Regions from separate parts of the Mus musculus genome. Here region 1 is linked to region 2. A link is a loop called in an ENCODE intact Hi-C map of the cell type or tissue named here. Cell type or tissue: left cerebral cortex. All regions are shown on one strand. Each heading gives the region's core, and the rest is flanking DNA. Links, peaks and the distances in the headings are about the cores only.

What was found. Hi-C counts contacts between places; a loop is a spot of excess contacts. Peaks named below come from ENCODE experiments on the same cell type or tissue, not always from the same donor. Only the 100,000 strongest peaks of a DNase experiment are listed, where the experiment ranks them.
Region 1: a loop joins it to region 2, with 2.2 times the contacts of the local background. A loop is called at or near these places in 2 of 42 quality-filtered maps.

What each region holds. Positions count from the first base shown.
Region 1 is chr2:142,640,875-142,651,449 of GRCm38, forward strand. It overlaps Kif16b (kinesin family member 16B), which reads right to left. Exons shown (of 26, transcript NM_001081133.2): 25 at 7,554-7,637. Among named protein-coding and RNA genes, the nearest start is that of Kif16b, 260 kb to the right of the region's middle. In left cerebral cortex, for the core only: no CTCF peak of the experiment used is centred there; DNase peaks (open chromatin) are centred at 6,207, 6,746, 7,249 and 8,015; H3K27ac peaks cover 2,175 bases.
Region 2 is chr2:142,396,085-142,406,659 of GRCm38, forward strand. No RefSeq gene overlaps it. Among named protein-coding and RNA genes, the nearest start is that of Kif16b, 500 kb to the right of the region's middle. In left cerebral cortex, for the core only: no CTCF peak of the experiment used is centred there; DNase peaks (open chromatin) are centred at 4,885, 5,333 and 7,422; H3K27ac peaks cover 3,380 bases.

The DNA.
Region 1 (10,575 bases), core at 1,304-9,303, 250 kb after region 2:
AAAGGTGCCAGAGAGACTGCACATAGTTTAGGGCGCTCCATGAATTGATGTCTGTGAAGACTGAAAGAAGGCAAGCTGGACAGAAGAAAATGGACTCTGGATCGTAATAAAGGATCAATCAGCTAGAATAAAGTTCTCAAGCTGAGATGGCCTTTTGAATCTGTCCAGAAGAAGAAAGGGACACCAGATTTTTTCCTCCAAACCAACTAGTCACTAGAAAGTCACCTGTTCCAAGACCACGGATAGGCAAAGTTACTTTCCTCAACCAATGGCAGCCCCGGAGGGATGAGAGTTGAGAGCTTTCACCAGTCACCAGTCCTTGCAGCTGGGAATAGGGGCAAGGTATGGGAGGGCTTCTATTATCTCCTTAGCTCCTAAACTATGAGCTCCTTGAGGCTAGAGGAGAGTGGTTTAGAGTAGTATATCTCATTGCCCAAGCCCCACTCAAATACTTGCTTTTGAATTCACAGGGAACAGAAAGTTGTGAAAATCTCCATTTGAACTGAACTTGTGAAGACCACGGGCAAAGAGAAAACAAGCTCCAAGAAAACAAAGACTGGAGCCGGGCTTCTGAGAGCTGGTGCCAGGCTGCATCGGCCCGGAAAAGAACATATATTTGCAGATGTTAAAAGCAAAAACATCTAAGCTAGGAAAGCACTGAGCTCCTCACTGCTAGTTCTGTGGTTTGCACTGGAAGGTGAAACAGATCTGCACACATGAGCCAGGGTATCCATGCCCCTGCTTGTCACCCTCACCCAAGACAGAATGCTACCTGGCACAGAAGAGAGAGTAGGGCAGAGGGCCACCATCTGAAAACAGTGGGAAACACTCCCTTCATCTGCAAGGCCTCTCGGAGGGACTCACTGTGGAAATGCTCGTTTTAATTTTGCTTTACTCTGACTACTCATGGAAAGCAGAGTGGGATTTTCTCCTCTATTGGGTGACAGTGAAGGTCAAAGAGCTTCCACTCAGGCTGATGGGGTTTTTATTACAGAAAGGGTTTCTTGACATTGCTTAGCACCAGGATCCCAACATGTACACCCTCTTATTTCCATGGTACCAGTAACTGAAAGCCTCCAAACTCTGGTTCAGCTTCTTCTCACACTTCAACAGCCACTTGACCCTCTTCAGAATGCTTTGCTGTAGATAGTGGTGCTAATGGCCTAATAACAGAAAATAGCCCTTGCTAATACAAGTAAGCAGATAACCAGAAGAAAAACCACAATTCTCTGACGAGGAAGAAATGGTCCTTTCTGGGAGATATCTCTTTAATCTTTGGCGATGTTTTAGAATAGTTCTACCATTAGATATTGTGTAAAATCAGCAGAAAATAGATGGAAAGAATGTTAAATTAAGCATAGATTCTTAAAGAGCTAAATGTCTGAGGAAACAGAAAATGTGAGGTTTTTTTTTTTCTTAAAATTTACTTTGAAATTGAAAGGACTCAGACCATAGAATATCTAAACCAAGTAATAGGTTTTTTTTTTTTTTTTGTTGGAATGTCAATGTTTAAGACGGAAAACAAACTGAATGAGACGTTACTGTAAGGAAAAGCGAGGCGAGTGGTGGAGGGATCACATTTAAGAATGAGGCTTAGGGCAGTAGCATGCATTAATGCTGACACGTGTGTTCAGCAGGACATGTCAACACACATCACTCACATGTGTGTTCAGCAGAAAAGGCATTTGGAAAATAGCTCTTCATTTAGTTTACTGCTTCAATTAGAAAGACCTATACCCATAGACTCTGGGCATCCTGTGCTGTGAGAGAATGTTTAAAGATCCCCCAGAACTGGCCTGCTGTTCACAACCAAGCCTCACTGTTCTCCTGTGGACTATAAGCAAGGTCATAGAATTGTAACATCAGAGAAGGTTACCCTGTGACTATAGAAGGGTAAGGCAAGACAAACAGAAAACAGAACACTGAGAACACTACATAATCATGTCTGAACACAGACAAAATAAATATTCCCTTACCCAAAACAGTGTCGCTATTACTTTTCAAATTCAGTCAAAATTTAAACCATACTGTGTTGGATTTCTTGACAAGAATTAGTAGTATACCTAATCATTGAACAGACTTTAAAACTAGTCCAGAGGAAAATTTTTTTGTTTATTTATTTTTTTGTTTTGTTTTGTTTTACATTCTCCCAAATATTACAAATCCAAAGTAGTTCCCCATGGTATGTATGTATGTTTGTATGTGTGTGTGTGTGTGTGTGTGTGTGTGTGTGTATTTTCCCTTGTTGACTTGAATCAATAGATCTTTTTAAAATGTTTAAAAGGTAGATATAGTCCTGAGGGATCTTACTGAAAAACCACTGAGACTTAGCTATTTTCTCTCCATGATGAGTTCCTGGGACTCCTCAGGTCAGCTGGTGACTCTGGAGTGACAGGCTTGTAGTCATGGCATGGTACATGTGCAGAGGGAACTAACCAGCTAGAAATAAAATTGGAATGTGAGCACCAGTGCAGCTTTCACAAGGATCTTGGATTTTTGGTCCTTCTTACATTTGCCAACAGTTCCACTGCAATCCAAAGCTTCAGACGGGCCCTTCTACTTCACAGACTGTAAACTAGTAGAATGAAAGAGAGGGTGACAGCACACCAAGATATTTCTAGTGCCTCCAACTTATCACAAGCAAGAACACACATATGACTTCAATGCCCACCACTGCAGTTGTCCTTTTCTTCTTCCTCCTCCTCCTCCTCCTCCTCTTTTTCTTCCTCCTCCTCCCCCTCTTCACCCCCATGGTGCATCATCACAATCTTCATACCCATTGCACCAGCCACCATGTTTGGGTGTTTTATTTATCTCTGTAGCAGCTTCTGTGTTCTGCGCACATGCTCCGTTTCCCTCGGTGTAAGTGCAGAGATGGTGTGGCAGCATTTTGCAGATGCGGGAACTGAGGCAATGACTAGCCACTGAGGACCAAGGGCTGGATGCTGCACTTTAGGCCCATGCTCGTAGCTACTTTAGCCCACCTTGCTAGTGTGTTAATTAAGGGAATGAAAATGCCTGCTGCCTGTACACTGAAGAAAAGTTTCTAGAAACTTCTCAGGCTCTTACTCCCAAGGTGGTTCTATTCCTCTTGAAGACTTTAAAGTTTTAGAGAATTTGAGAAATTTCTTTCATCACAGTTATGCCCTGAATTGACAGACTATTAGAATGATTAGCAGAAATGTTTTCAAGTAGAAAGTATGTTCTCTGAAATTCATAACCTAAAATGTACCTCTCATCAATTAACAAAAAGGAAACAACAAAATCTCATGAATTTGGAAGCTAACTTGGGCAGGTTTTCTGGGAACTCAGCAGAGGTGAGGCACATGTGAAGGATCAGGGAAGATGGAGAATTTAATCAGCCATGCCTGCTGCTTGCATGTAGCTTAAGAGTCTGCCCCGAGAACAGTGGGGTTCAGAGGGTTTATGTGGGGATGGGAATAAGGAGACCGTAAGGAAGGGGTACAGCAGGGACAGCTAGCACAAAGGGTGTGTGAAGACACAAAACACGAATAAATCTCCATGGGAAGCATGTGCCACATCTTTAAAAAAATAAATAAAACTGTAAACAATCAAGATTTGGAAACTTTCTTCGCCACAGAGTAAGTCAGCAATCACAATACATGCCTTCCCTCCAACAGAAACATGTGAGACCATAACCAAATGCAATCTCCCTGCCATGGCCACTGTCTATGTTTCTTTTCTTATTGCTGTGATCCAAAGCTCTGACAAAAGACACTCCTAAATAAATAAATAAATAAATAAAAGCTTTATTATGGCTCACAGTTCCACCGCAAAGAATGAAGATGGCAGGGGCTTGGAGCAGCTGACACATCATGTGCACAGTAAGGGTGACGCAGAGAAGGCTGAAGGCATGCTGCTGCCTCCCTCCATCTCAACAGCGAGCAGGATCCCAGCCAGGAAATGGTGCGGCCCACAGTGGGCAGGTCTTTCTACCTCAAGTAATGTAATTAAAGGCATGCTTAGAGGGCCTCCCGGAATGTTCTAGGTTTGTCATGTAGACAACGCTAGCCACCACAGTCACAAAGACAGGAGTGATAATGAGCTTCTTCAGCATCAGAACACTATAGGGTGAGGACGGTGTGCTTCTAATTTACATGGATGGAATGACACTTCAGAGAAAAAAAGATAGGCAGCAGTGCTTGGATAACCTTGTAATAGTCCTGAATTTATCCCTAAGTAACACTCCTTTATAGGGAAAGACTGGATGCTCAGTGACCGAGGCCTGCTCTGGAAGCCATGCTGAGAGTGAGCCGAGGCTCTACCACTTCCTTACTAGCTGTGGGAACTTTACCCTCTCAAGGCACAATTCCTCACCTGTGAATAAGGAGGACAAAAGAGCTCCCTTCCCAAGCTCCCACAAGGAGTAACTGGCAGGACACAATCGGAAGCACTTAGTAGATAGCAAGTGTTAGAAAGCAGGCCTTGTGGGAGAGCAGTCAATTCCCTAGCACTCTTGAGTAGCAACAGTGGCAGTTGGTGACATTCAGCCCAGTATTTACAAAGTCTAGCTTCAAAACTACAATCCACCCATCTACCCTCCCTCCTCTCTTCCTCCTTCCCTCCCTCCCTCCCTCCTTCCTGGAAACAGAGAACTCATTCCCCTTTCCCTCCACTACCTTATCAGATAACTTAGCTCCTTGCTGTTTTAAGGACTGGAGAAGAAGTGTCCAGAACTCTACTGCTTAAAGGCAAGGTTTATCTTTGTACACACCAAACTGGTTCCAGCTTGGTCAGGAAGGCAGCAATGGAAAGACTCACTCAAGTTAGAAATATTTTTAAGATTCTACGTTTCTTTGTGAAGAAAAGTTCCAGGAAGCATCTGAATGTGTATGTGAATCATTTACAGGGGGAAATTATGTAAAACGGGCTCTAATTATGAACACGTGTTGCCAGGCAAAGTTGTTTGGATGGAGGCATTATAGCTTTATCACTTAGGTTCCTGGAGTCAAGCTGATATTCCATCACTTAACATCTTTTCCTATGCCTATATTTTCTGATGCAGTATGTTACATGCTACAGTCCTAGTCTCCAAGCACAAGGCACACAACTAATCTTTCCAATGTATGGAATCCACCTCTGAAACAGCTCTCATCATGGCTTTTCATTCCTATCCAGCATTTTATGAAGTCATTATTTTAAAAGACAACTTTTATAACTTGGAAAACTGCTATACACAATAAAACTCACTAAAAATCACCATCTATATAGCTGTATCAAAGTTATTGCAATTATAAAACTGTATTTTTGAATTTTAATAATATTAACTCATTTTAAGCCATTATTATAGATATCAGATGTAATACAGATATTATAGATATGGGTCTAACTGAAGTTCACTTTTCTTTATGTGTTCGTGTATCTGTGACATCTCCAGATAAATTTTAATAGGGAAACTTAAGCATATGTTCTTAGAGGGATAAAATATGTCATTCTACATAGCACTCAGTACTGGGTCCAGCATGGGAGAAAAATTAAATAAATGTTTGTTGAGTTAAATCATAAGCAGTTAATGGAAAGTAACTCTGATTTTTCATATAAAAATACACTAACTCAAGTAGTGACTTCTGATAGTAGAAGATCAAATGAAAAGTCTCAATATCTACAGGAAATTAATGCACGGATCTTATATTAATTTTCTATTAAAGTGAAGGTGAATTATACTTGCTTCTTGAAGAGAAGATAACACTCTAAGATTTACCATTCAGTTTTAGGTGAAACACATTTATCTTCTAACACAAGTGCCTATTTCCCCAAGATAGGAGACACACTCTGTAAAAGCACCAGTACTGAACAGTCCCAGGCAACCAAAGGAACGCATGTTATATATGCAGTCCTGTGGTCAGGGTAAGTGTCTACAAAGACACATGTGTTAAAGACTTAGCTTCTACTTTGGCGTTCCTGGTAGGTAGAGTCTGTGAAAGTGGAACCTAGTGAGCACAAGTAGGGTGACTGAGGACATAACCTTCAAGTGGATGTTGGGATCTTGATCACTTTGAGATGGCAAAATCATGTCAGAATGTCAAAAGATTACACACCCCTCGCTAGGAGACACTGAAGGAACAAATGTGGACTACAAGAGAAAACACCACGCAACACAAGAAACACAAAACACAAGAGTGAGTCTTGTGCACTTGGAATAGAAAGCAAACACCTCCAAGTTCTGTTCCTGAACTGAGCCATCTGTGTGGGAGTGCTGGCCTCGTGTGAATGCCATCACGTCTGGGAAGCTGGAAATGGCAATAGCCATAACAGGCAATAATCAAATTTTAAAACAAGTTTGCAACTCACCATTCTCCATGTTTTCATTAAAGATGAGGCTACTTAGTCAAGGCAGTTAAAGTTCAGAGAAAAAAAAATTCATTACTCCTATAAGTGTTATTTAAGTTTGTTTGTTTGTTTGAATCTTATAAGCACTTAACATAAGCACTGTAAAACCAGGCAGACTCACAAAAATAACCTCGTCCTTGAAGGCTAATTCTTCTCATGAGTCTATGCTTCACAGGGTAAGTTTGGGAGTCCCTCACAGTCCTGCTAGAGCCCAGTCGTTCTGGTCTCAGGACTTCTTCAAATGTGTAGCTGCAGTGCATCTGCAGATTCCGGAAGCATGGCTCCTCACTGAAATGTGCCTTCTCTTAGAACAACTCACTGCTTCATTTCTCCATGTCTCCCCTTGGCTCTCATAGGACCCTTCTAGATAGAGCAGCTTAAGGCAATTCCCTACATTTTGGTTCACTGACACCAAGTGAAGCCCACAGGCAGCCATGTTCAACTTGGCAGTCCAGAGGAACAATACCATCCCCAAACTTTTACATTTCAAGTCACCCATTAGAACGGTCTGTTCTGATAGGATTATATTATAATAAGTCATGTGACTATTCCCAACAAAGTCACAACAAAGGGAGCTTTGAGGGTATCCTGGAGTTACTCTGGTAAAAGCAGTCAGATTTTAACAAAATATAATCAACTGTATACTGGTGAAGCCACAAACTGAAGACAACAGTCAGCTATGGGTATTGGCACAAGGCAGTCACAAAAACAGGTTGTGTTAAACTGGGATCTATGTGTAGCTAGCTTGGCAGATAAAGTTAAAATAAATACAAAGACTCTGAACTAGGACTAAAATAGGTCCGAAACTTCTCCCTCCCAAAGCTCTTGAAAAAGCAACAATGACGACATACTGTAAGTTTGGTTAATTAATTCCAAGTTTTCTTCAGCAAGCTCTGTGCTCTCATCCTACATTGCATGCCATCTGGCTGAGGGGAGAATGTAGCGCTCGCTCACACACTGTGTCCTAACTCTCAGAACAAGGGTGTCTTCTTCAAAATCAGAAAGATGCTAGCCAAACCAGAGGGGGCTAAGGACCTGATTTGAAATCAAGTCATACCACCACCCCGCTGCCATCTCCTGCATTAACGAAGCAGCTCTTCACAGTTGCCAATAAAGACAAAGGGCCTAACAGGAGCTGCTCTTGCCAATCATTCAGATGGTGGATTTTTCTACACAGGGAGGTGAAAAGCTTGCTCTCTTACCTCTAAGTGTGTCCGCCGCTCAGCAACTACCCGCTCGTCTTTGTTTCCAAACAGCTTCTTTGGGGGGAATTCAAGAGCAGCGAGCTGGAATGCAGATTTCACGAGATATATTAAGGCCATACCAATGAACTTTTGCCTATTTTTAATTAAACTTTTATTTAGTATCCCTATTATGGAGTGAAGAGAGAAGCTTAAAATTTAAAGGTGGTAGGTCTTTCCCTGGGCTGCCATCAACATTGAAGAGATTAGGCAATTTTGGATTAGATTCCTCAGTATCAAGTGAGAAAACGTGTGTGCGTGTATGTGTGTATGTGTGTGTGTGTGTGTGTGTGTGTGATTTTGAACAATACATTCTAAATATCAGATTCCATGTCATGTAGCATTTTCCATAAAACAGACAAGCCCTAAATGACACTAGCCCGGGTGCCTGTGGGATGCAGCTGAGGCCTAACCCACTAGTGAGTGTGTATATGTGTTACTTTTGCTTTTCTGAAATCGTGTCTTACCCTAAAGCTTACGCTGGCCTACAGTTAAGTATACAGTTCAGGCTGCTCTTGAACTCAAGTGATCCTCTAACGCAGCCTCGTGGGGGAACGGGGCAATTTTTGTCAGGAGCCCTCATACTATTTATTTATTTATTTATATTTTGATTCTGCTATGTAATGTAAGCACTAAGCCCATACAATTATTACTTTTCAATGGAGATGAGAATTTGAAAACTATCTATAAACTGCTTCATCACTTTGTAAACTATTTCTTAGACAATTACTAAGGTCCACTAAAAAGTCCACATGATTTTCTTTTAGGTTAGTGTACATGAAGATTAGCAAGGGAAAGGGGGCCTCTCATTAAATCCATCACACTTCCTACAAAATGAAGGTTTGCAATTAGTTCTCTAGCTGTGTCTTAAAAGCCCATAGTCATCTTTTTTAATCTTCTTCTTCTTGAAGGCATACAGATCATAATAAGGTAAGTCTTATATTATATGGCCAGGCTAGGAAGGACTGTATAATCTGGTGAGACCCTGACAAGCCAGGCTTGCCTTGAAAGAATAGATGCTAAGCTGCAGTAATTGCTGCTGTGGGTAGAATTCACTGTTTTCTTATTTCTTACCTTTGGTGGATAAATTGAAGTCAATGAAGCATTATTGAGAAAAAAAATGAATATTTCTTCAACAAAGTAGGGCACAATAGGCCACAAAACTCCAATTTATACCTGTGCAAATCACTACAATGATTTAAATTTATATTGCTACAGCTGAAGCTTAAAAATATTAAAAACTAGCTTCTGTGTATTTAAGATGTTACAAACACCATAAGATATGCTAGAAATACCAGAAAGTGCAATGTATAAAAGAAAAACTTGATTACTGTTCAAACTGGGCATACTGCAGCCAGCACCTGATTCTAGAAATGAACAATGCTGTGCCAGGAAGTAGTCTTTGCAGTTCCTTCTTCCCACTTAGGTGGAAAAGCAGTAGCCCAACTTTTCTAATAGCAAGCTATGGCTCTGTTTTCATGTTGTGTGGGAGGTCCTGACACTGACTCTCATGCAAATGGACAAGGTTCTTCCACTGAGTTGTGAGTCAGTCCTGTCTTCACCTGTAACATTTTGTGATAGGAACGCATTATGTTTTGGAGGCTAGTGTTGAACCTCTAATCCTCTGGCTTCTCCCCTCTGACTGGACCTACAGGCTTGCAACGCTAGTAGAGTTTCGTTCTATTTACAAACTTAGTGCAAAAGGCACCATACAAGGTTTTTGAGTCTACATCGTTTTGTTGTGCACTGTGCTTAGAAGATCTATTGACAGTTGCATGTCGGGATGGTTTGCAGACCCTGTTGGTGCTCAGTATTTTGTTATGCCAACTTCCTACAACTTGTTCACCTAACTTTTTTTGTCTTTGTTGTTGCTTGCTTTTGTTTTGTTTTTGTTTGGTTTTTCCTGTTGCAGTTCTTGAGCTCTTTGTTAGTTTCTGCTTTGGAGATTTTGTGAACTGTGCTGGTAGGACTATTTCCCCCTAGGTCTACTAACGGACAAATCCATGTACTTTTGTTTGTCCTACTGTTAGAAGAGAAGAAATGCTGGGTCACATGGTATGCTATGCGCTCAGCTAAATTTAAGTAAAACTACTGGGCAGGCTGTGAAGGAGGTTTTACTAACTGACTCTCTTGTTATTTTAAGTGGCCATTCAACTAGTTTACCCCTTAATTTTTTTTTAAATTAAATTATAATTATATAATTTCTCCCTCCCCTTTCTTCCCACAACCCTTGCTACATACCACCTTTGCTCAAAAACTCATGGCCACTATTTAAGTGTTGTCATGTATGTACATACATATGTGTGGATGCATGTATGCACATGCATGTGCATCTACAACACAGCTCCTGAACCTAAGGCTTATCTAGGACCATATCTGGAGAGGAATTAGAAAGATTGTAAGAGCCAGAGGAACAGGAACTTTGCTATGAGATTTTATCTTCCAGAAATGTCAAAGATGCTATGCCCATAGTCTCATTAATATGGCTGCCTTAGCAAGGCCTAAGTAAGGCCCAAGCAAGGCACCACCAGAAACCTGCTAATGTGAAGGCTCATGAGGCCTCAGCCCTAAACAAGGAACTACAGGCAACTAAGGAATGCTGAGAGTTGAAGAAATAGTTTTGCCCAGGGGAGAGTCCAATACCAAGTGGTGTTATCCAGTACCAAGTGGCTAATCCTGAAATTATATACATTTTGCCTTTTTAGAATAAAGATATTGTGTTTTCTTTAGAGATTCTTTCTTCCCTTAATATTGGTGCCACTGATGACTTTATCATTCCCTTCCAAAGCTAACTGTCAAGAGGGTGGATAGTTCCACATATACGGTCTGTAGGCCAGGGCAGAGAATTTTTGGGGTGGAGGATTGTTTTTTCCCTTTGCCACAAATTCTCTGATTTGTTTCTGTCATTTAACTTTGAAAGTGCCTCAGGGCAGAGTGAAAGGCTAGAGGCAACAAGATGAGAGAGGTACAATTTGAGACGGGT
Region 2 (10,575 bases), core at 919-8,918:
TTCATGTCTTTTGTTGCTGACAATACTTGTTGAACTTCATTTCTCTTTCTGCCTCTGATGAAATCTTTTAGCCTAGTAAAAAGGCCTTGTTCAGCTTTTCTGGTTATAGGTCCTCCAATCCTACACTGGCCAGAAGATGACAGCCATATGACCAGGCTGGTCAATCATAGGAATTTAGCTACAAGACCTCAATAATTGGTTTAGAAAGACTTGTCACCCAAACTGGACCAATCAGTAATTTCTCTAATTTCTTATGTTTGCTGGGAGAGATAACTTCACCAGTTCCAATGAGTAGGTTACCATGATGATTTCAGTAGCCTTTTCTATCAGTCATGAGATTTATTAAATTCCCCTTTCAAGTAGCTCTTGGGATAGGTTTGTAGTCATTTTCTGTTTTATACTCATTCTGATTCCTGTTCTCTATCCCACCCCACTTCTTGAGACAGGTTCTTATGTAGTTCAGAATGACCTTGAACACTTGGATAGCTGAGACTAGCCAAGGCCAACTGATCTTCTGGCCTCTATCTCTCAAATGTAACAATACTTGTATGCCATCATGTCTAGCTAAAATTAAAAATGCATCAGTGTCCTCAGGGTCCCATGGGTATGCTCTCTGACACAGAGATATGCTATTCTCTCCCCACTGGTTTCATCATACCAGGCTCCTGAGATACATCAGCCATGTTTCTTTCTCTCCTTAAAGCTTTTCACTGACTTTTCTAGAATGTTCTTTTCCTGGTGAGTCACATGGTGACTTTGCTCATCACATTGGGATGTTCTCAAAGCTTTCTCAGCATCACACAGATGCTCTTTACAATGCTACAAACTACTACTAGCCCTACCCCCATACCAGTAAGTCTTTTTCCTCCCCAACCCACTTTTACCTAGCACTTAAATAATTTGTTTATTAAACTCATTTCAAAAACTATGGAAAAGACTTAACTCTCTTAGAAATAGCAATAATTTTGTTTTTGTCATTGAAGAACCCAAGTTCCAAGGCTGGACCTGGCACATGTGAAGCAGACATTAAGTATTTGCTGAATGAAGGAACTCTGCTTGGAACTTTTATTCTGGGAAGTTGTTGGCACATTCCTTTTTGTAAGACAGATAGCCTCCTGACTGATAGGTGTGTGTGTGTGTGTGTGTGTGTGTGTTTGCCTTTGGGGGAATGTTATAAAAGAGAAATGAGTCCAGCTAGAGTCATGAAATCAGCAGGATGCTCAGCATGATGTCCCTGAAGAGGGAGCATCAAATCTGTTTGCAAAACTAGAGTGGAGAGTTAGCTTAGCAGTTTAGACCACTTATTCCTCATTCAGATGACCCAGGTTTGGTTCCCAGCACCCACAAGATATCTCACCATTATCCATAATTACAGTTCTGGGGATCCAACACCTTCTTACCTACATAATCATATGCACACGGGCAGTACACATGCACAGATATAGGCAGAACGTTCATACATAAATATTTTTAGAAAATTATTGTGGGATATACCTTGCTGTACAGAACGTATATTCAGCTTATACTGAGTATGAAAGAAGGAACAGGAAGGATGCATTTATTGATCCTGCTCAAACAAGCAAGAACTTCATGTAATAGAGCCAAACCATTTGATCTGAAGGTAGATAATGTTAGGATTAGGAGGCATGGTCAGTCTACCATCAAAAGGCAATGAAACTTCTATACTGGGCTATCATTTGTATCACAGCATCTAAGTTAAGCAGAATTCTTCTAATCTGCCATCTTGGCATACTGTCCCCTTCAGCATGAAGCCCCAAGGCCACTATGAAGCAACCAGAGAGAAGACATTACTTTGAGTCACACCCAAAATGAAATGCATGTCATCAATTGTGCCCATACATTATTGAGTATAAATAAGTCAACTGAGGAGACTCTATCTCCTGGGAGCTACATTTGGTTGAGGAAGTGGCTGGAAAATGAATGTGTCTGATGTTGATCTAGCTTGCTGCCTGCTTTGTACAGAGGGGTAGCTGTATGCTCAGGTTCAACCTACTGATTCCATTCTCCCAGACCAAGCAAGTCACCAGGCTCAGAGAGGAGTGTCATCTGAATGGACTAGTTGAACAAAGCTGTTCAACACTCTACAGGGGCTTAAGACTATGTGATAATGCAAGAATGCTATTCTGCAGTCTTGGGTAGAAAGAAATGTGGGGATATTGAGCCAGTGAGGTGCCTCAGCAGGTAAAGTCCCTTGCAGTACAACCCTAATGGCTCAGTTCAATCACTGAAACAAGCAAACAAGAAACAAGAAAGCTAGATGTCATGCTGTCCATCTGTAATCTCAGGATTCCTAGAGCGAGATGAGACAAGACAGGAGCTTTGCTGGAAGCTTCTAGGCCCAGTATCCCCAACATGGCCAAAACAAAAATTCTCAGCAAAGTAGAAGGAAAAAAAATGACTCCTAAAAGTTCTGTAACCCCTATATGCATGCTGTGGCATGCACACATGTATACAAACACACACACACACATATGCACACATACATATACACACATACATACACCACAAACATTATTAAGTAGCATTTAAAATAAACTAAAAGGAATCTTGAAGCTATAGCAGGATAGAATAGAATATGTGTCTTGTCTGTATTCCTGGATCAATTCCTCATTTTTTAAAGAACACCTAGCACAAGAGAGTTAATTGTCTAGACAAAGCCCTAAATGGACACCTTTTTTTCTTTGTCTAACCATAAGAACCTGCCCAGATGTCTACATGTTTGACCTTTGTTTCCCCATCTGCTTCAATCTGTTTATATGTGGCTCTGTTTATCTGCCCACACCTTTAATACAGCTTGAATTTATTTTGTTATTTGGTGGTTAGTGAGAAGCAACTGGACTTAGTTTTCAAAATATTTTTAGGACCAGTTATTAAATGGCACAACAAGACCCTTTATCCTAAGTTTATACTTCAACACATGCTCATTTTGAATTTATACAAGGATCTGTCTTCTGGGCTACCTCTCATCCTGCTGTTTCCTAATGCACTGACTTGGCTACTATGCTTTAAGTGGGTGAGCCGATGCTCAGCAAGGCAAACTCAATACCTCACTTTTCTTCATTTTCAATTGTCCCTACATATTATGTATCGATTAGTGTTCCAGATTTGCCTTAAATACACTTCATCATGTTTTGCATCAAGAGATAACACCCCTTCCTTTTTAATCTTTTTAAATCCTATTCTCCTTCTCTCAGGATCTAGAAAATTTGAGCCAGAGGGGCGTATTTCTGATACCACGGTGAGAAGACACTCACTCTACCTGCAGCCTCCTGAAATGTTCCATAGAAGAAAAATCCCTGGCCTGTGGAAAAGCCTGAGCTGTGTCCTGAATAACAATGGCCTTCTCAACCTTCTGCTCAAAAGCCTTGTGCTGACTGTTTGGGCCTCCTTACCCATCAATCTCCTGTCTGTGCCTTCAGGTTCTGTGTAGCAAGTCAAGAGGCAAACGCTAGGTAAATGTCAGTGTGTCTTGAATGATCATCCTCTCTAAGCAATCATCCACTTTGCAAAGGAATAAAGGACTCAAGAGAACTGGTCACAGGCCTCTTTATCTGCAAAACACAAGACACAGGCATCTAGTGTGTGGTTATCAGCTGCTTTGCAGAGAGGTCTGAGTTGCTCCACAAACTGTTTTTGGTTTCACTTCATCTGGCATTACACAGTTAGAGGAGACTCATTAACAGCCTAGTTTAGTAAAGGCTTAGGCAACATCATCCTCATGGGTTCTGAGTGCTCTCTAAAGCTTCCCAACCAGTAAAAGGCTAGAAAATATACTAGGTTTTTGTTTGGGTAAATGGAAAAGTATAATTAGTATGAACAGAAAATCTACGAACGTTTAATGTTAAGTAGCATTCTTCACTGGTTATATAGCTGTTCATAAGTTAACTCCATCTTCATAACAATGAGGTACTTACTGCTTCGACTCCACCTTTAAGATGAACCACCCAAGGTACCAGGAAATAATTATTTGTACAAGGCCACAAATCAAGTAAGCATTCTGAAGTTATTATCCTAACTACTTAGGCTGGAGGCTTTTCAACTTGGGCCAACAACAGAATTGCCTTCAGACACTAGTGAGTCCCAGATCCTGGACCTCAAGTTAGGCTTGTAGCTTCTGATTTAGGAATCCAGGGAAGAAATGTCAGAACTTTATGCCTCTAACAACTTCCAGGTAATACAGTTGCTACTGTTGCCCTCGGGGCCAGACTTTGAGAACAACTGTGCTATACTGAAGTGATTGACAGGCATGATCCCTTGACAGCTAGGAAGGGTAAAAAGTCCTGAGGATCTTTAAGCCATGCATCTAATTCTCAATTTCATAAGCCAGAATATCTGTGCATTTCAATTCCCTAACGTAACTAGAAGCTGGAACAGCCACGAGGGGCCAGCTTCTCTGTCTGTTGGGTTTCCAGGCAGCTATTCAAAAACTAGACCCCGTGAACAGCAGTGTTGGAACATTTGAAAGCAAAGGTTTAAATATCAGCCTTATAGCCTGACTTCCTCTTTCATAGCCATGGATGTCATATCTAGAACATAATGGCAATTATTTACTAGTTAAGAATGTAATATAAATGTAAATGTTATGCACATACCTGCACACATGCATTTTATGGCACATAGGAATAATGGTGTCATCTCCCTACCCTATAATCCCCTAAGGAGAAAATGATATTTGATTTCCTTTCTTCTTTTTTAGCAGCCAGGAGAGAAACTTAACTTTCACTTTTTCAAAATCTACCAGGGTCATACTGGGTACCCAAACTTTCTTTCCATTTTTAACTGTGACAAGAATAAAAGAGAAAGGATGTGTGTTTGGCTGACTGCTGCTAGCGTGCTCCTGCTGCAGCGAGGGATGTATTGCCTGGCTCTTCTCCAGGGCCATATTTCCCTGTGCAGACGAAACAGATGAATTCTAATAGAAAGATGGAAAGGCCTAGAAAGGGCCAGAAATCTACAAAGAGGGAGACTAGACAAGGAGTAAAGGCAAAGAGAACTTGGCATAATTAAATGATGTAAGTCTCCTCTTAACCAATTTTGTTTGTTACATTCTCTTCGCTGTTTCTTTTCTTTTCATCACCCTCCTTCAGTGAGGCTCAGGCAGAGTTTCCCATCATGTGATGAGGGAGAATGCAAAGGAAGCACAGGAAGTGGGAAAACAAGCCCAGAGTGGAAGCCATTGAGGATTACCAGACTCCTCGTGTGCATCCAGCCACCCGAAACTGTTCCACACAGGGAAAAGCAAAGGCCTGAGGTGGTTGGCTTACTCCCAAGCTCTGAGAACTGCCATTGTAGTGAGAGGTGCAGTTAGGAGAAGCCCAAGCCCTGTCATGGAGAGTCTACAGGAACAGGAGCAAACACTCAGCCATCTTTCCTTGGTGTTCAGCAAAAGCGGGACGTGATCCAGTTTTGAAAGTGACTCCATGTCAGTATGGTATGAGAAAGTTGGGCCAGTGCCAAATGGATTCTCTAATCTGTGATCTTGATATGAGGAAGAGAAGGGACAATAGAGAGCAGCCATTCTGAAGAAAGCTCTAGAGAAAGAGTACATAGATAGATCTGGGCTCTGCTGGCCACACTCTCCTCTAGTCACTATTACTTTGTTTCTCGTGATCCCTAGAGGCAATTTACCAAGCACAAGGCTTTGTCCTCAATTACCTTGGGTCAATGTTCTCAATTCTAGCTGCATGATCAAATTGTCTCGGGATCTCTACCCTTCCAAAAAATAACAAAGGAAGGGAAGTTTATAAATGGCAGGCCTGTCACATTTCCAAGATGTCAAGGTCATTAAAGACAAAGAAAAACCAATAAATTGTTCCAGATCCAAGGAATCTATGAAGACAAAACTAAATTCATTGTAGACCCTGGAAAAGAACCATAACTAGTGTTAAAGAATGTCCCCAATTGATCTTGACACTATTGCTATGGAAACGAGAAAGGATGAGCATTTGGAAAGGTTCATGAAAGACACAAATGAATGAATTATGCTTCATTTGCCTTTTTTTCCCCCTATTTTTTAATTTAAGAGGAGATCTTTATAGATGACCCTGGCTAGCTGGCCAGGACCTTGCTGTTATGTAGACCAATCCTTGAACAAACTCACAGTGAATCTCCCCTCCCCCATCCTGCCACCATCTCAGACACACACACTCCCACTCTGATCCAGTATGGGGATTAAATGCATGCAACACCATTTAGGACTCATTTTGCATAGTTAAAACATATAATCGGAAATGGAATGGTGGCTCAGTGGTTAAGAGCACTTATGATTTCAGAGGAACCACGTTCAATCCCTAGCACTCACATGGCAGTTCACAACAGTCTAGAACTCTAGGTCTAGGGGATCCAACACCCACTTCTGATAGCTGTTGAGATAGGGTATGCACGTTGTGCACAGACAAACACACAGGCAAAACACCAATGAGTATAAAATTAGATTTTAAAAAATTTAAATTATTGCATTCAGTGTGTTTGCATGGTCATGAAGAGGTCAGAGGTCAGAGAATAGCTTGCAGAAGTCCATTCTCTTCTTCCACCATGTGTGTGGGTTCCAAGGATGGAAACTGGGTCCTCGGGCTCAGTGGCAAGTGCTTTTCCCCACTCATCCATTTTGGTGGACTTGTATATTATTTGAATGCTAGCATATTTTAAAAGGAAAGAAGGAAGAGAGAGAGAGAGAGAGAGAGAGAGAGAGAGAGAGAGAGAGAGAGAGAGAGAGAGAGAGGAGAGAGAGAGAGAGAGAGAATATCTCACCATTCTTCAGGCCATCTTCCATCATTATTATTATCCTAGGTTTAGGAACCTAGTAGGTGTACTTTTCACCAGCCCCTTAGATACTGTTGAATTCTGTAGCAGTATGTGAGTCTCCCTCCTAGAACACAACAGTAAGTAGATGGAGGACTTTGCCTCTAAAATCATTACTTTTCCCCTACGAAAAGGGATCTGATGGCATCTTAAAATTACCACAGGATAGCCCCAGCCTTGGACATGCGTATGTCTACCCTTAGCTTCCTTTTCAGGCAGATTTCATCTTAATCCTACAGAAGAGAATAGCTCCTTCCCTGTAGAAATTGGCAAATACTAAAAAGCAACCTCTCCTAGCAAACACAGCTCTAAGGAAATGAAACATAATCTGTTTTCATTAATAAGGAAGTGGCAAATGGCTGAGCATGGGTATGCAGAAGAAAAGCAAGAGGTTGGTAGGAATGCACCCCTAAAAGCAAAGGGGGGAAAAGCAGGGAAGGTTAAACAGTGCAAAAAAAGATAACTCAGTTTGGGATTCAATTTTAATGGTTGCAAAAACAAGGCTCTTGGCTATTTGCATATAAATGTGCTGGGTGTGTGTGTGGGGGGGAGTCACAGTTCTCAGCTGTGCATTTTAACTTTCTCCTTAAAATCTGTTTCCCAAAGCAGCTGCAGGAATCAGCTGCAAATTCCAGATCTAAAAATGACAGTCACATGGTTGAATTGGGAAGGAGACAAGAGGAAGGCACTAAGGATGCTCCAGTTAACCCATTGGGGCCTGCAGCCCATCTGTGTTGCTTGCAAGCATTTATGAATCTCAGTACCCATGGTGCACTGTAGAACAATTAGGTCAGAATTGCTGTAGGCTACAAGACTGGGGGTTGATAGGTATCCCTGGTCTATGAATTTCCCAGTCTATTAGAATCCATAGTTTTGATCAGGGGTGAGTTTGCAATTGTCTTGCAAATGGCAAGATAGGTCAGCAGGTTTGAGGGACTAGTCTCAGTGGCAACTACTCAGCCATGCCATTAAGCAACCTTAGACAGTGCTAGTGGGGTGGTAGGGTGTGGCAAACTTACTTATAAGACAAGCTGGTAGACTCTGCTGGAGACCCAATCTGCCATTCAACATTATCTTTGGCCCAGTTGCACAGTATCAGGATGCTTAACAGACACAACCACTCTTCAACTATAGCACACAACCCTCGAAAGAATTACAATCTATCTTGTCTTGATTTCTCTCAGCAAGGTTGCAAGATGACTGTAGCAAGCTGATGTGGCAGAAGGACACCTAAGGCAGTGACACAGGCAGAGACCCTGGCCTAGGATCCTAGAGAGTCAGAGAGTGCATGCTGAGATGCAGAGGACCAACTCCAGTTCTTAAAACTCTCGGCATTCAGAGATATCCAGCTATTTTAAGGGCCTTTTGTCTATACTGAGAATTTAAGAGGTAATGCAGAAGTGCCAGTTGTCGCTGGGGACACCCATGGCCCATGGCCTTGCATCAAGAGGGAGCTGACCCCTAAGCAAGGACTGTGATATAGTCACTCAGCATGAGGCTGGCAAAGGCTGGCTGGCACAGGCTCTCATTTTAGAGGCCAAGGCATATGTGAACCTATCTCTGTTCAGGCCTGCCAATCACAGCTGCACAACGTCAGAGGCCAGGGGCAATTACTCTGAGTCTAAAGAAACTGGGCTTGGATCTGGTTTCCTGACCCTGACATCTGCTTTCCTGACCCTGACGCGTGGCTTTCCACTTTTACATCTAATTCCTACCCCATGCAGGGTGGAGCCTCTTCGGTGTTGCATCTGCAGTGCCTGACACAGCATCCGTCCGTGTTCAAAATTATCAATGGGTAAACAGGGAACATGTGATGCCAATTTGAGGCGACATCAGCCTTTAGGTTATGAGTGTCCACAATCGACTGGTGACCTTCCTCATTAGCATGCAGAAGGGCTGTGGGTTTTGATTTATTTATTTCGATCTATTCCAAAGGATCCACCCATGTTTTCTTGCTGTATAGAATTCTGGCCAGTGATGGCACATGCTATTTCTTTATTCATTGCCCCAAAGCAGATGGCTTAAGACCCTGTATCTTCATCCATAAGGATTAATGGGATTTAGGAAGGTGTTTCCAGTACCTTCTGTCTTCCCCAAAGCAGTGTGACTGAGCTGGAAGGTAATGAACTGAGAGGCTCTTCCCTGATGCCAGTCTACCAGTCAGCTGAGACCAGCCCACCCCACTGTCAGATGCTGTTTTCTATGCTCTAGAAAAAGATGCTCCGTTCTTCCTACTCCACATTTAAAAAGAAAAAAAAAGAAGAAAAAAAAAAAGCCTTCCAGGGATTAGCGTGTGAGAAATGAGTACACATGGCTCCAAAAACCCTTGCACCTGCCTCTCAGGTATCTCTGTGAAACACAGGTTTGACACTTTGTGTGAAATGGAGTTGGAGAGGAGGCTGAAGGGATGCTACATAGCAATTGAGAACTTGGAAGCCCTGAGCCTCTGTAGCCAGAGAAAACAGTGTGGCCCAAAGAACCATTTTGTCACACACAGTGCAGATAGCTAACTCAGGCATTGTATTAAAGTGCAGGCTCCAAGGCTGGGGCTCCCACTCCGCACTGCTGACAGGCTGCATGTGAACACGGAGTAGCTGGACTACAGAGGGAAAGAGCATAAAGCTTCAGGTCATGATACTCAGGCTCTTTTCTTTTCTGGGCTTTTCATTAAAAAAGAAAAAAAAAAAGGGTGTCACATTCGAGATGTAGCTATCAAAGATGACCTCCTATCCATGCACTGATCTCACAGTGTCACTGGTACATGCCTCCCATTCAGAATAAGAGGCGGAGGTATGTCCCCTCCCTTTAGGATGGGGCTGAGCTTGTAAACACCTAGAGAGTGGTTCTGTAACGTTGTAAGAGAACATATAGTGGATACACTTTCAGCAGTGCTTCAGCATGGTCCTCTCGAGCCCCAAGACATCACTGTTAGGGAGTCCAGAAAGAAGCCCTCCCCCAACATCCTAGAAGCCTCTGTCCCACAGGCTACACACATTGAGCTCTGACTGGTAGCTCGCACCACTTGCTAAGCATGTAATTTGTACTTCTCAGAAGGCCTTCAAATCTGTGTTGAAAGTGGAGCCTCTCCCTCTACTCAGCTCACCCTGTCTGAAAGTATGTGGGACAGATGTGGGTGGTGCCTGTGGCTTCGGGCCAATACAGACTGATGACTGAATCAATGACCACTGCTCCTGTAAACCTCAGAATTTGAGGATAGTTTTACATATACTGATAGGATCTGGGACGTGGTGAACTCTGAATTTCACTCTGAGTATCCTCTCTGCACAATTTGAGCACCTTCTTCCTTATGCTTGGACTACATCTCCCAAGCTGCAGAACTGTACACCTAATTGCTTACCAAAGAACCCCAGCATTCTTGAATCTTTACTGCCACCTCCCTCCTCATGATCACCCTGTCCCAAACACCCTGGTCTACGTTTATTTGGTATAGTCATCAATTTAGGTGATGAAGGCAGCATAGCTTGTCTGAAGTTCCAACAACCGATTGGTGCTATTGACAGACTGACATTTCTGTTCTTCCCATCCCACTAAATCTCTCTACCATTGCCCCACTACAGAGATTTATGGCCTTAGTGTCATCACCCTGACAGATTCTAGTTGTTTCTGGATGCATCCAGTTATTATGTTGTCACTGTCCTCTAGGATTATAGTATACAGAACTTGGCCTCACCCACTCTTCACTGCCCCCCCCAACTTTGCTTTGACAGGGCCAAAGAAGAATATTGAATGCCC